3 separate regions of the Homo sapiens genome follow, and all the other regions are linked to region 1. A link is an interaction called in ENCODE POLR2A ChIA-PET data of the cell type or tissue named here. Cell type or tissue: PC-9. All regions are shown on one strand.

Region 1 (4,000 bases):
CTCACACCTGTAATCCCAGCACCTTGGGAGGCAGAGGCTAGTGGATCACTGGAGGTCAGGAGTTCGAGACCAGCCTGACCAACATGGTGAAACCCCGTCTCTGCTAAAACTACAAGGCTGTGCATGGTGGCTCATGCCTATAATCCCAGCACTTTGGGAGGCCGAGATCAAAACCATCCTGGCCAACATGTTGAAACCCCGTCTCTACCACAAATATAAAAGTTAGTTGGGCATGGTGGCGCACGCCTGTAATCCCAGCTTCTTGGGAGGCTAAGGCAGGAGAATCTTTTGAATCTGGGAGGCGGAGGTTGCAGTGAGCCAAGATCGTGCCACTGCACTCCAGCCTGGTGACAGAGTGAGACTCTGTCTCAAAAAAAAAAAAAAAAAAAAAGACTCAGAGATCCCACCCCAGCCCCTAGCTCTGGAATCGGAGCCCAGCCTCTATTCCCTAGAACAGGCAAGGCCAAGCTGGCTGCCCAACATCTTGGGTGAGACTTGATTTATGCATGAATAGAATGATTTCTACCCATGAGCAAAGGTCCTCCTACCTCTGGCTGTCCTTGGCTGTAGGGGTCAGATCTTGACCCCTCTGAATCTTCCTGGGGTTCATTCTGTTTCTCTCCTGTCTAAACCAGCACAAAAGTCCTGTGAATCTGCAGGGGCAGTGTTTTGCCCGTTTGGGGGCCTGTGGCCTTGCGGGCTGAGGGAGGCCCTTTGCTGAAACTACCCTATACACCCTACATGAGAACAACCTGCAGGGGCCTGGGAACCTAGGTCATGTCTGTCTCCCCAGTGCCTAGCATAATTCCTGACACAAAGTATGCACTTCATGCATATAAGTTGTTTTCGTTTTTAGCAGGTCTCTGCTTGAAGACGTGGCAGCCTTCAGTCAAGGTCATGTCTAGAGTCTCAATACTGGGTAGTATGAGTGCCCTGCATCTGGAGGGCTCGAAAATTTGAGGGTTACACTGAAACAAGTTTGGATTGTCTGCATCTCCCTCTATTGAGGTCCCTCTGGCATAGAGCACTGAAATGCTAGTTCATCTAGCACCTAGGCGCTAGTTCATAGACCCTGAAACTCCCAGGCTGGGGGGTCTTGGCTTGCTGTCCTGCAGCCTGGTAATGTGGCTCTGACTCAAATTGCTGCAGGACCTTGGGCCATGCTGCCATGATCCCAGGCATCCCAGAGACCCCGGAATCATAGGCGCTAGTTCAACTAGGACCTATGAACTAGCATTTTTCCCTCATAGTCAACAGAAGATCCCTGTTCTCCCAGCCTTTGGGCAGGGCCTAGAGTAGGAAGATTGGAGGACACACAAGCATAGTGCCCCTTTCCCAGGTCTCCCTCTGGACATGCCTGATCCACTGTGGCCAGCTGGGGGGCACCCCCCTACAGGAAATCCTCCAGGGTGGGACCATGGGGCCAATATCTGACCTGGATCCTGGAACTTTGGCAAGATGCCCTTGCCAACAATCACGAGCACTGAGCCCTCCTCTGGAAGGAGAAACCCTCCCTCTGGGCCTAGCCCTCATCCGTAAAATGGGGCTTTGCTAGGGGTACTCTCAGTCCCCTCCAAGCACTAGTATTCCCAGGTAAACCTACGAATGATGCCCAGTCAATGTTTTTGTTTGGTTTTGTTGTTTTTTGCAGAGGATGAGGGAAAATGTCTGGACCACTGTTGGCCTAACAGTTCACAGAAAGCTGCCACTGTGCACTGGAAAGGTATATTTAGGTCTCTTGCAATGTCCTTTTCTCTTTTGCCAATTTCTGACCCAGGAGGGTGGAGGAGAATAGAGATGGTGGTGACCTTGGTGGAGGCAGGAAGGAGCAGGGCTGATAGCTAGATTTTCATCTGTGCAGGTGCATGTTTATGCATTTGTGTCTGTCTCTGAGCTCAATATAGATCAGCGTGTATCTCCCTCCATATTAGAGTTACAGAGCTCTCCATTTACAGCTGTAAAAGAGATTTATATTTCTTTCTAGAATGGTTGGGGCAGGGGTGTGGTTCAACAGATGGCTAGCAGGTTACAGGTGTGTCTAGCTGAAAAAAGTATCTGGCCCTGGGCCTCCTGATTGGCTGTCAGTGAGTCACAGCGGTTGGGTTCTTGGAGTGGAGCTAATTGGCTGTCATGGAGTTGGGTTCATGCCCTGCCTTATCTTTAGGGCCTTCTTCTGCCAGCCTAGACGGACAATGTTCCCTGTAGAGGCAATGACGCTTGCAGGCTGCTGACTGCGGGTCAGTGGGACGTGCCCTTTGGGTAGTTTTCCCAGCAGCATGTGGTTCACCTTGACCTGGCCACACCCTGACTCCTCAGCTCTCCAGAGCCCGAAGGATGGCACCCTACTGGGGAGTGATTCCAGGGGCCAGCTGGCTGTGACCTGGCGAAGTCACAAAGGTATTTCCTCAGTTCTGGAAGTGCCATCCGAACTGACTGGCAACAAGAAAGTGTTTGTGGGTAAACATTGTAGAAACCAACTCTGGATTCTGTGAAAGGCCTCTGGAGAGATAGGCAGGGAACTGTTGCCATGGTAACCAGCTCAGGGGGTCGGAGCAGAAAGCAGAAGAGAGGCAGGCAGGAGGGGTCCCTGTCTTGGCTTTCCAGATGCAAGGAATCCTTGAACATGCAGGCTCTGGGAGTGGTCTGCCTCCCGGCCTCAAGTCACATGTACACACAGGGCTTTTCACTTCTCCTAGGCCTTACATGGGTGTGGCTTCATGCCCTTCCAGGGAGCAGGACCCAGACAGTTATTCCAGGGTGAGAGATGGGCAAAGCAAGCCCTCCAGGAGCATACACACTGCCCAAGGTCACAGGGCAGAGACCAGCAGCCAGCAGGAGCCCAGCAGGCACAGGAACACTTGACGAAATCCGTTTTCTGTCTGTCCGCCAAACTAGCTGCAGCCCCCGGTCCTCCATTAAGAGTCCCAGGGACCACTCAGCTCAGGGTAGTGGGAGGAGTTGGCATAATCTTCTTGGCTCAGGGCTACAACTTCTGAGAAGTTCAAACAACCACATATTTCCCCATCCTCCTCCTCCCACCTGTTTGTCCACCTGAGTAGAATACAATTTCTGTGTCTGAGCAGTGGGGGGCAATTGAACTGGGGAGACCTTGACAGGCCCCTTATCAGCTCCCTGGGGCTGCCAGGCTGCCTGTTGGTATCCTGGACTCCCGGCTCTTGCCCGCCCAGGCTGGCACAGTTGCCATCCAGGGTGCCTGGGCGGAGAGCCAGAGGGAATTTTCCACCTGCCTGCCTTTGTTGTCTGCTCTGTGGTCTGGAGCCTGGGCCAGGGGCGGGGCAGGCCCCCTGGGTATCTGCAGGAGGGCTCCGAGGTTGCCTTGGGCTGCCTCACACAGGAATTGCCAACCCTTCCCATGTTCCATGACCCAGCGAGGTTTCTTTTTCTCCATGGGGGAGATGCGGGAGCTAGTGGGGATAGGGGAAGGTTGGGCACTGGGGTGGGGATGCCCACCTGGGTAACCACAGAGTGCCAGGGTTAGAAGGAGCCTAGGCTTATCCAGCTGAGCCCCTACCTTGTACAGATGGGAACACTGAGGCGCCTGCCTTGTACAGATGGGGATAAGAGGGCAATGGACATGGCCAAGGTCACAAAGGGAGGGTAGATGCCAAGCCATGACTCAAAGCCGCTTTCCAGACTCACATCCCAGTATCTGTCACCAAACCTTTCAGTCCCCCCATAACTTCACTTTTCCATTCGGGGCTGAATCAGGCTATGGGTCTCCCACTCCAACCCCTCCTTCCACACCCTGTCCTCTCTTCTTAGCACAGGATGTGTGGGCCTAGGCCTGCCTTCCACAGCTCCTCAATGTGAGCACCAGCTCCCCTGGCCCCCGACTGCCTTCAAGAGGCCCTCCCCTCCTGGAACTGGCTGAGCTCTGCACAGGGTCCTCAGGCTGAGGGCGGGGCCTGGGCTGCTCTAGGGGCAGTGGGTGAATGAAGACAAACCCATGGGAAGAGATGAGAGGCAGCGGGCTGAGCTC
Region 2 (4,000 bases), 170 kb before region 1:
ACAATCTTCTCAATTGAAAACTATTATCCCCATTTTCTATCTGTGGAAATCGAGGCTCTTGAGAAGTCAGGTGACTTGCACCTGTCACATGCTGGTGGCAAAGCCAGGATTTGAATCTAAGTCTGCTAAGTCAAGATGAATCCTCATTCTACCCTGGGAAGAACCCTGAGCCCTGGGAGGACCTCGATGGAAGTCCACCTGGTTTCCTGTCCCTGGCCAAAGGCTGACATCAGGGCCAGGAGTAAGGGGTGGCCAGATACTCTCAGAACCAAGTCAGAGCCAGTTTCCTGTTGGCATTAATGGTTTCAAAGACACACACAGAGAGGAACATTTTCTAGCTACAGTTGCTGTTGAAGTAAAAATGTTCTGTGGAAACAGATCACCAGAGCATCCATCACCAGAGGAGATTTGATGTGGAAGGTACAATTTTGTATTATAAGGCAGAATTCAATACATTTCTTCTTTGCCCTCTTCCTGTCCCAGGCCCCTGTTGAATGCTGGTCCTGATTTAGAGAGAGAGCTGGGGCCAGAAGATTTCTGTTCTCACTATGGCCCCAGGCTCTCCTCCAAAGGGAAGTGTCCAGCCAGCACAGGGCTCCAGTTGGGCCTGATTTGTTTAGTGAGGTTATAACAAGGCCCAAGGAGCATCACCCAGGCCCAAGAGAGGTGAGACACTATTGTCCCCGGGGTCCATCCTGGGCCCTGTCCCCTCCTGGGTTCTAGCTGAGATTCAGCCATCAAGTTCCCAGATCTAGAGCATGAGGGTGGGCCCTTTAGGATGCAATTGTGTTTGCTCGACCTTTTTTTTTCTTGCGAAGATTTTCAAAGATCATTAGCTGTCAGGCTAGACTAGCTCGTCATGGCCTCCAGGCACACATTTCCAAACACTGACCTAGGGTTTCAGGTCCTGAGACCTCCTGGGAAAACCTTCCTAGAAATGTTCTTCACCATGCTCTCTTATCTCTCAGCCTAGATACCTGGGAAGTCCTATGATTGATCTGACCTTGACGGAGCTAGTGCTAAGTGAAGCAACGTATTACAAAGCAAGAGGTATGGTTTCTAGTGGTTTACCGTCACTTGCAAATTACAGTGACATGGGCAACTCACCCCCAAATACCTACATTTGGTCTGATCTGGTTAAGTGGAAATACTACTTCACAGTCTGGGGACTAGACCACCTCTGATTCTCAATTTCCCAGCAAGTTCGGGTCATCCTCATTGTGGAAGTAGAAAGGAGTTGTGGATGCAGGATGGAGCATGACCTGTCTGCTTCTGGCTGAGGTTTCTTGGCAAAGTCTGGAATGATGATGACTACATCAGGAGAAATGTCCTGGGAGCTTCCTTCCTACGAGGTCAGACTTTCCCAGAGGGCAACAAGGTTTCTGTAGGAAGGGGGTGGGGCGGGTGGAGTTGGCACGATTTGTTCTGCTAAACAAGAGAGGTCTTAACAGTGCCCATCCCCTGAACCCTGCCCAAATGACTTGGATTTGCTGGCTCTTTTGGAGTAAAAGAGAGCATGGTGTATGTCTCTCACACTTTCTCCCCATCTCTGAGGTAGCCCATTGTGCAGATGAAGGAAGTGAGGCTCACAGAGGTGAAGTTACTTCCTCTGGCTGACCCAGCTTGCAGGGGCAAAGCCAGGGTTGGAAGCCAAACAGCCTGGTCTCCAGAGCTGAGGGCATAACAGAGGGTGTGTTGCTGCAGGTGCATTTGTGATGGGCATTTCTGTGCTGTGCTGGGTTGTGGGGTGGGGCTGCCTACGTGGAGTGAGGGTCATGTAGGGCTTGAAACATGTGGCACGTGTGCTGCACGTGCACATGATTGGCTGTGCAGTTCCAGATGCCTGTGTGACCACGTGTGTGCATGCCCGCACCTGGCCCCTCCTCCCCAGGTGGTATGGCTGGGGGCCGCTTTCCCCACTTAGAGGAGTCTGCAGAGGAGCCAAACCACAGCTCCAGCCAAACCGCAGCTTGGGCCGCAGGGGTTTGATCTTCCCTCTGCTGCCGGAGATGAGAGAAGTCTAAGTGGCAGAGATTTATGGGGCCTGAGGGAGAAATACCCTTCCAGTGAGAAGCTCACATGAAAAGCTCCAGAGACTGCAAAGCGTGCCAATTATGCAACAATTAAAAGGTTTGACTATCATTTCTTTCTCCTTTTATTCTCCCATCTACTCCTCCCCCTGCCACATCTGGCTGCCCCTGCAGGCTCCCCAGCAAATGCTCTGGGGAACAGAGGATAAAGAACACACTTTTCCCCTTTTTAATTGGAGATCAAAAGTTGGAAGAAGAACTCACCCCTCAAGGGCAGGAAGAAGGGGGTATTGTTGAGATGGAGGCCCTCAGAGGAGGAGATGGGAAAGGAGAAAGGAGTGTAGGGCAGGCTCCTATACAGCTTGTCAGGGTTTGTAAGAATTTTACACACATCATCTCACTTAATCCACAGGCCAACCCTGTAAGATTAGTTAACTATTACTGGCATTATGTTTCAGATTAGAAAACGGAGACTCACAGAGGCAAATGATTTTACCAAGGTCACACAGCTGGTAGAAGTGGCACTGTACCCCAGGCTGTCTGATGCCAAGGGCTTTGCCACCAGGCTCCTAGCCTTGGCTTTCCCATTGGTAAAGTGGGTGCAGGCCCTGGGCTTTGTGTGATGGAATCAAGTGCTCCTGTAGATGAAAGGTACAGTGGGCGCTTAGCGGCAGGATTGCTCTGTAATTCAGCCAGCATCAGCTGAGCCAAATGCCCTGCGCGGCAATCCAGTGGCTAATTGAGAAAGAATTAGGCAGTGTGCCCCAAAAGTGAAGAAACAGCTGCTAGTTGGTTTTTTAGAGGCGCCAACACATAGTCAGTGTATGTACCCCCTCCCCACCTGATTTCCCAGCAAAGCTAACAGCGCCCACACTCCAGGGTTCATGGCATTGGACTCCCTCCTGCCCTGCTCATCCATGGCAACTCCAAACACTGCCCTAAAAGCTCTTATATCTCCTGAGGGAAGGTGGCTGTGGGCACACAGGCTTTTGCAGGGTAATGAGCACCATCTCTTACATCTAGGATTCCCCCAAACAGCTGGCACATAGCAGGCTCACACAGTTCACATTTGACCCAGACAAAAGAGGACAGCAGGCTCTCCCCCAGGGACTTTCATGTATGTTTTCTCATTAATGCACCCTAGATCTGCTCTGTCTCTAACTGAGGGAGTAACTCTGGGCAGGCCATGACACCTCCCCGGACATCAATTTTCTCAGATGTTGATTGAGTGGGCTAGACTGTCCAGAGTTAACTGCCCAGCTGTCTATGACAGCTAGAGAGGGAGGAACATGTAGCCCAAGTCACGCACAGTGGCAGGAAGAGGTTCCAATTTTCCTGCCTCCAGGCTGGGGCATGTCCCCCACACCTCAGTCCTCAGTCTTCCGGAGGGTGAGCATGCCGGCAAAGCTGGGCTGGCTCTGCCATTTCTCCCGCTTCAGGCTAAGCCCAAGAAAGCAGCCACACTTCTGGGTCTTGTGCCCACAGGAAAAAAGAGTGGAGCTTGGGTCTCAGCCTCCCTATTACTTTTCCCTGCACCACCACAAATGCCATTAGCCCAGGCCTCCTGGGATAAGTTTTCCCAAATGGTTTTCCCCAGTACATTGCTTCCCAGATCACAGCTTGACTCAGCATTTTCTCCTCTGCTGCTTCGGATTCTTGAAAACCCCTCACCTCAGGATTGATGTCCTGGGGTATATGTGGGAGGGGGTGGAGAATAAGGGGGGTTGGTTATGGAGGGCAAGGTGGAGCAAGTGGGGGGTAAGAGAAACTGTGAGCATCCCCCTGACACCATGAGCTCTACCCCAACCTCAGTGGCTCATACTTGGTGACCTGGGGGTCCTTCTCTCCCCATCGACCCTCTCCGAGGCCTGTACCAGGTGGCCATGGCAGCCAGCTCCCTCATGGATGCTGAGGGACCCCAGCTGGCAGAAACGGCCACACTTGGAGAGCCCAGCCAGTTGTTTGCTCAA
Region 3 (4,000 bases), 590 kb after region 1:
ATTATTTGGCAATAAAAAAGGAATGAAGTATTTATACACGTTAGTGAAAGAAATAAAAATATTTCACCTTAAAATATCCTTCTTTGACATATTTTGAGACAGCTGTTCAAAGGGCCTTGCAAACAGAAGTAGCCCTGCAAAGCTGTCTTTGGTGGGAGAGATTTGCATCAGTGGATAAAATCTTCACTTATGTGGGGCTTCTCTTTAGATTTAGGAACAATTAACTGAGGCTCTGACACCTTTAAAGGTCGAAAAGAAGTATTTACCATCAATTCTTTCTGAGGGCTGCTACCTGTGAGATTTCATCTACCTAACAAGACCACTTATGCTAGCCAGGCCTCATCTTTTCCCCCTCCCATAAGGTGTCTTGCCACTAAAACCTGCTTACCACTATAATCTGTTTTTGGCCATGCTCTGAGTCCCCATTCATTTTGTAACCTCAAGATGGTATGGGCCGAGAATGGTGGCTCATGCCTGTAATCCCAGCACTTTGGGAGGCGGAGGCGGGCGGATCACTTGAGGTCAGCAGTTTGAGACCAGCCTGGCCAACAGGGTGAAACCCCATATCTCTACCAAAAACTACAAAAAGTAGCCAGGCATGGTGGCATACACCTGTAGTCCTAGCTACTCAGGAGGCTGAGGCAGGAGGATTGCTTGAATCTAGGAGGTGGAGGTTGCAGTGAGCCGAGATTGCATCACTGCACTCCAGCCTGGGTGACAGAGTGAGACCCTGTCTCAAAAAAACAACAAAAAAAGATGGTATGTAAGCTCCTATACCCCACTGGGAGGTTAGGGTAACTCTGCAGTACTCCCCCGCGTGCATGTTGATAAATTTATATGCCTTGTCTCCAATTAATCTGCCTTTCATCAGTTGTTTTTTCAGTGATCCTTCAGAGGGCAAAGAGGAAGCTTTCCCTTAAGTTATATAAAATAAACTAGACACAAAAGACCACATATTGTATGGTTACATTTATGTGAAATGTTCAGGCCAGGCGCGGTGGCTCACACCTATAGTCCCAGCAGTTTGGGAGGCCTAGATGGGCTGATCACTTGAGTTCAGGAGTTTGAGACCAGCCTGGGCAGCAAGGCGAAACCCCATCTCTACAAAAAATACATAAAAATTAGCCAGACTTGGTGGCCTGCACCTGTAGTAGTCACAGCTACTGGGCAAGGGGGTAGAGGGTACTGAGGCAGGAGGATTGCTAGAGGCCAGGAAGTGGAGGCTGCAGTGAGCCGTGATTGCGCCACTGTGCTCCAGCCTGGGTGACAGAGCCAGGCCCTGTCTCAAAAAAAAAAAAAAAAAAAAAAAAATCGGAACAGGGAACAGGCAAATTTATAGAAACATAAAGTGGATAAGTACTTGTGTAACCACCCAATGGCTTCTCCTTGCCTGATACGCAGACAGAGCAGATTTATCAAGACAGGGGAATTGCAATGAAGAGTTTAATTTACAAAAACTTGGTGAAAGAGAGATAGAAGCTTTATTATTACTCAAACCAGTCTCCTGGAAAATTTGGAGACTGGAATTTTTAAGGATAATTTGGTGTGTAGGGGGCCAGGAAGTGGGGAATGCTGATTGGCTGGGTCAGCGATGAAATCATAGGGGGTCAAAGTGGGATTTTTCTTCCTGTCCTCTGTTCCTGGGTGAGATCCCAGAACTGGTTGAGCCAGATTACCGATCTGGGTGGGGCCAGCTGGTGCATCAGAATGCAGTGTGAAAAATGTCTGGAGCACTGATCTTAGGTTTTACAATAGTGATGTTATCTTTCGGAGCAATGGGGGAGGTTCAAAATCTCGTGGCCTGTCTGCATTAATCTTTTGAGACTGAGTCTCACTCTGTCGCCCAGGCTGGAATGCAGTGGCACGATCTTGGCTCACTGCAGCCTCCGCCTCCTGGGTTCAAGCGATTCTCCTGCCTCAGCCTCCCGAGTAGCTGGGACTACAGGCCCCCGCCACCACTCCCAGCTAATTTTTGTAATTTTAGTAGAGACAGGGTTTCACCATGTTGGGCAGGCTGGTCTCCAACTCCTGACCTCAGGTGATCTGCCCACCTCGGCCTCCCAAAGTGCTGGGATTACAGGCCTGAGCCACTGTGCGCCCGGACTGTCAGCATTAATCTTGAGGCTAATTTGTTAGTGCTACACAAGCAGTCTGGTCCCCAAGCAAGAAGGGGCTGTGTTAAGGGAAAAGGCTGTTTTCATCTTTGCTTCAAAGTTAAGTTATAAGCTGAATTCCTCCCAAAGTTAGTTTAGCCTCTGCCCAGGAATGAACAAGGGCAGCTTGGAGATTAGAAGCAAGATGGAGTCAATTAGGTCGGATCTCTTTCACTGTGATAATTTTCTCATTGCTGTAATTTTTGCAAAGACAGTTTCAGTTGCTAGGGATGTTGCAGGAAAAAGCAGGAGTGATTGCAAATGGGTACAGGCTTTCTTATTAGGTTAATAAAATGTTCTAAAATGGTCTGTGGCGATGATTGCAAAACTGTAAATATACCAAAAACCATTGAAATGTACACTTTAAAAGGGAAAATCATATGACATGTGAATTATATCTCTTTAAAAAAAAATGTTATCATATACCATATGTCTATGTGGGCTTCCAGCAACTCTTCTGGCGCTCCTGGAGTGGCCAGGTCAGGTATGACTAAGAATTCATGGTATGGCCTCTCTGTATTATCTGACTCTCCTCCCTCCCTCCCTCTCCCCCCCTCCCTCCTTTCTTTCCTTCCTTCCTTCCTTCCTTCCTTCCTTCCTTCCTTCCTTCCTTCCTTCCTTCCTTCCTTCCTTCCTCTCTCCTTTCCTTCCTTGCATGAACTAGATGCTACCCTAGGCACTGAGCATACAGATATTGACCAAGATCTAATCCTGTCCTCAAAGAGTTCACAACCTCATGATTGTCCTCAGCCCCCTGTAGCAAAGGAAACTTTTATTGGGACCACTTCTTTATACCCTGAGCTATGAAGAGTAAATCTAACCTTTCTAAAGTCACATACATCTGCACTTAGTGGGGGCTCAGGTGATGGAGCTCCAGTGCTCATAAGCAAGTGAAAAACATAAGGTAGATTTAATATCTTGTAGTTCTTTAGTCCTTCTCATTGCCAGGGTGGGTCACAGAATGCCCATAGTAAAGGAAGCCAAAGTCTCCTTCCTCTTTGGGTCTCAGGGTCCAGATATTGTGTAGCTGGAAGCTCACTACTGAGACACTCAGCAGCTGCCAGGCAGGCAAACTCCCTATTTCCCACACAGCCAAGCTTGACCACCATTATTCCTGGCTCGTGCACCCTTTCCTATAAAGTTGGTGGTTGACATGGAAGATCCTGGACATTCAGGTCATAGTGCCATCAAGGGCCTTGGGCTGTCAACCTCTGCTGTGGTCCTTGATCTCACTCCCTATTCATCTCTGTGAAGCTGCCTTCTAACCTGGGGCTGTGTCTTATCTCTGACCCAGCTCTTGCTCATGCATGATGACTGCTCCCTGCTTCCCTGTATTACCCCCAAATGATAGCTGTTATGCCTTGTGGTTGCTTGTGAAACTGCCTTTGCAAAATTATAACTGAGGAAATTATGACAGTAAAGAAATCAGACCTACCTAACCATTTTGCTTCTAACCTTTAAGCTGTCCTTGTTCATTCCTGGGCATAGGTGGAAATAACTTTGCCCTGAAGGAATTCAGTTCATGATTTGACTCTAAAACAAAATTAATAATAGACCTTTCCCAAAAAGACCCTCTTCCTGCCTGGGGACCAGTCTGCCTTTGCAGGGCTAACAAATTAGCTACAAGATTCGAAATTACAGTTTAGGGGTCACGCAGTCTCTGGCTTGAAGAATCTGAACCTCCTTAAATTGTTCCTAGGGATAACACTACTGTTGTAAAACCTAAGATCAGTGCTTGAGATATCTTGCAGACCCTACACTCTGGGTGGATCAGCTGACACAACCCAGAACTGTAATCTGGCTCAACCAGTTCTGCCATCCCACCCAGGAACAGAAAATAGCACAAA

Evidence for each region. Peaks named below come from ENCODE experiments on the same cell type or tissue, not always from the same donor. Only the 100,000 strongest peaks of a DNase experiment are listed, where the experiment ranks them.
Region 2: POLR2A ChIA-PET joins it to region 1 with 5 read pairs; 2 of 35 experiments call an interaction of 5 or more read pairs at or near these places.
Region 3: POLR2A ChIA-PET joins it to region 1 with 5 read pairs; 2 of 35 experiments call an interaction of 5 or more read pairs at or near these places.

The regions. Positions count from the first base shown.
Region 1 is chr1:202,106,693-202,110,692 of GRCh38, reverse strand. LOC105371684 (a long non-coding RNA gene) reads left to right here and starts at 1,523. Exons shown (of 2, transcript XR_001738375.2): 1 at 1,523-1,723. RefSeq lists an enhancer at 1,806-2,779. In PC-9, no CTCF peak of the experiment used is centred here; DNase peaks (open chromatin) are centred at 2,182, 3,162 and 3,622; H3K4me3 peaks cover 621 bases; H3K27ac peaks cover 3,443 bases.
Region 2 is chr1:202,281,533-202,285,532 of GRCh38, reverse strand. All of the region lies in intron 6 of LGR6 (leucine rich repeat containing G protein-coupled receptor 6), which reads right to left. Among named protein-coding and RNA genes, the nearest start is that of UBE2T, 58 kb to the left of the region's middle. In PC-9, no CTCF peak of the experiment used is centred here; a DNase peak (open chromatin) is centred at 1,962; H3K27ac peaks cover 358 bases.
Region 3 is chr1:201,515,533-201,519,532 of GRCh38, reverse strand. All of the region lies in intron 1 of CSRP1-AS1 (CSRP1 antisense RNA 1), which reads right to left. The region is part of intron 1 of LOC124904484 (a long non-coding RNA gene); the gene reads left to right. Among named protein-coding and RNA genes, the nearest start is that of CSRP1-AS1, 10 kb to the right of the region's middle. RefSeq lists an enhancer at 671-1,182. In PC-9, no CTCF peak of the experiment used is centred here; DNase peaks (open chromatin) are centred at 1,712 and 3,432; H3K27ac peaks cover 3,133 bases.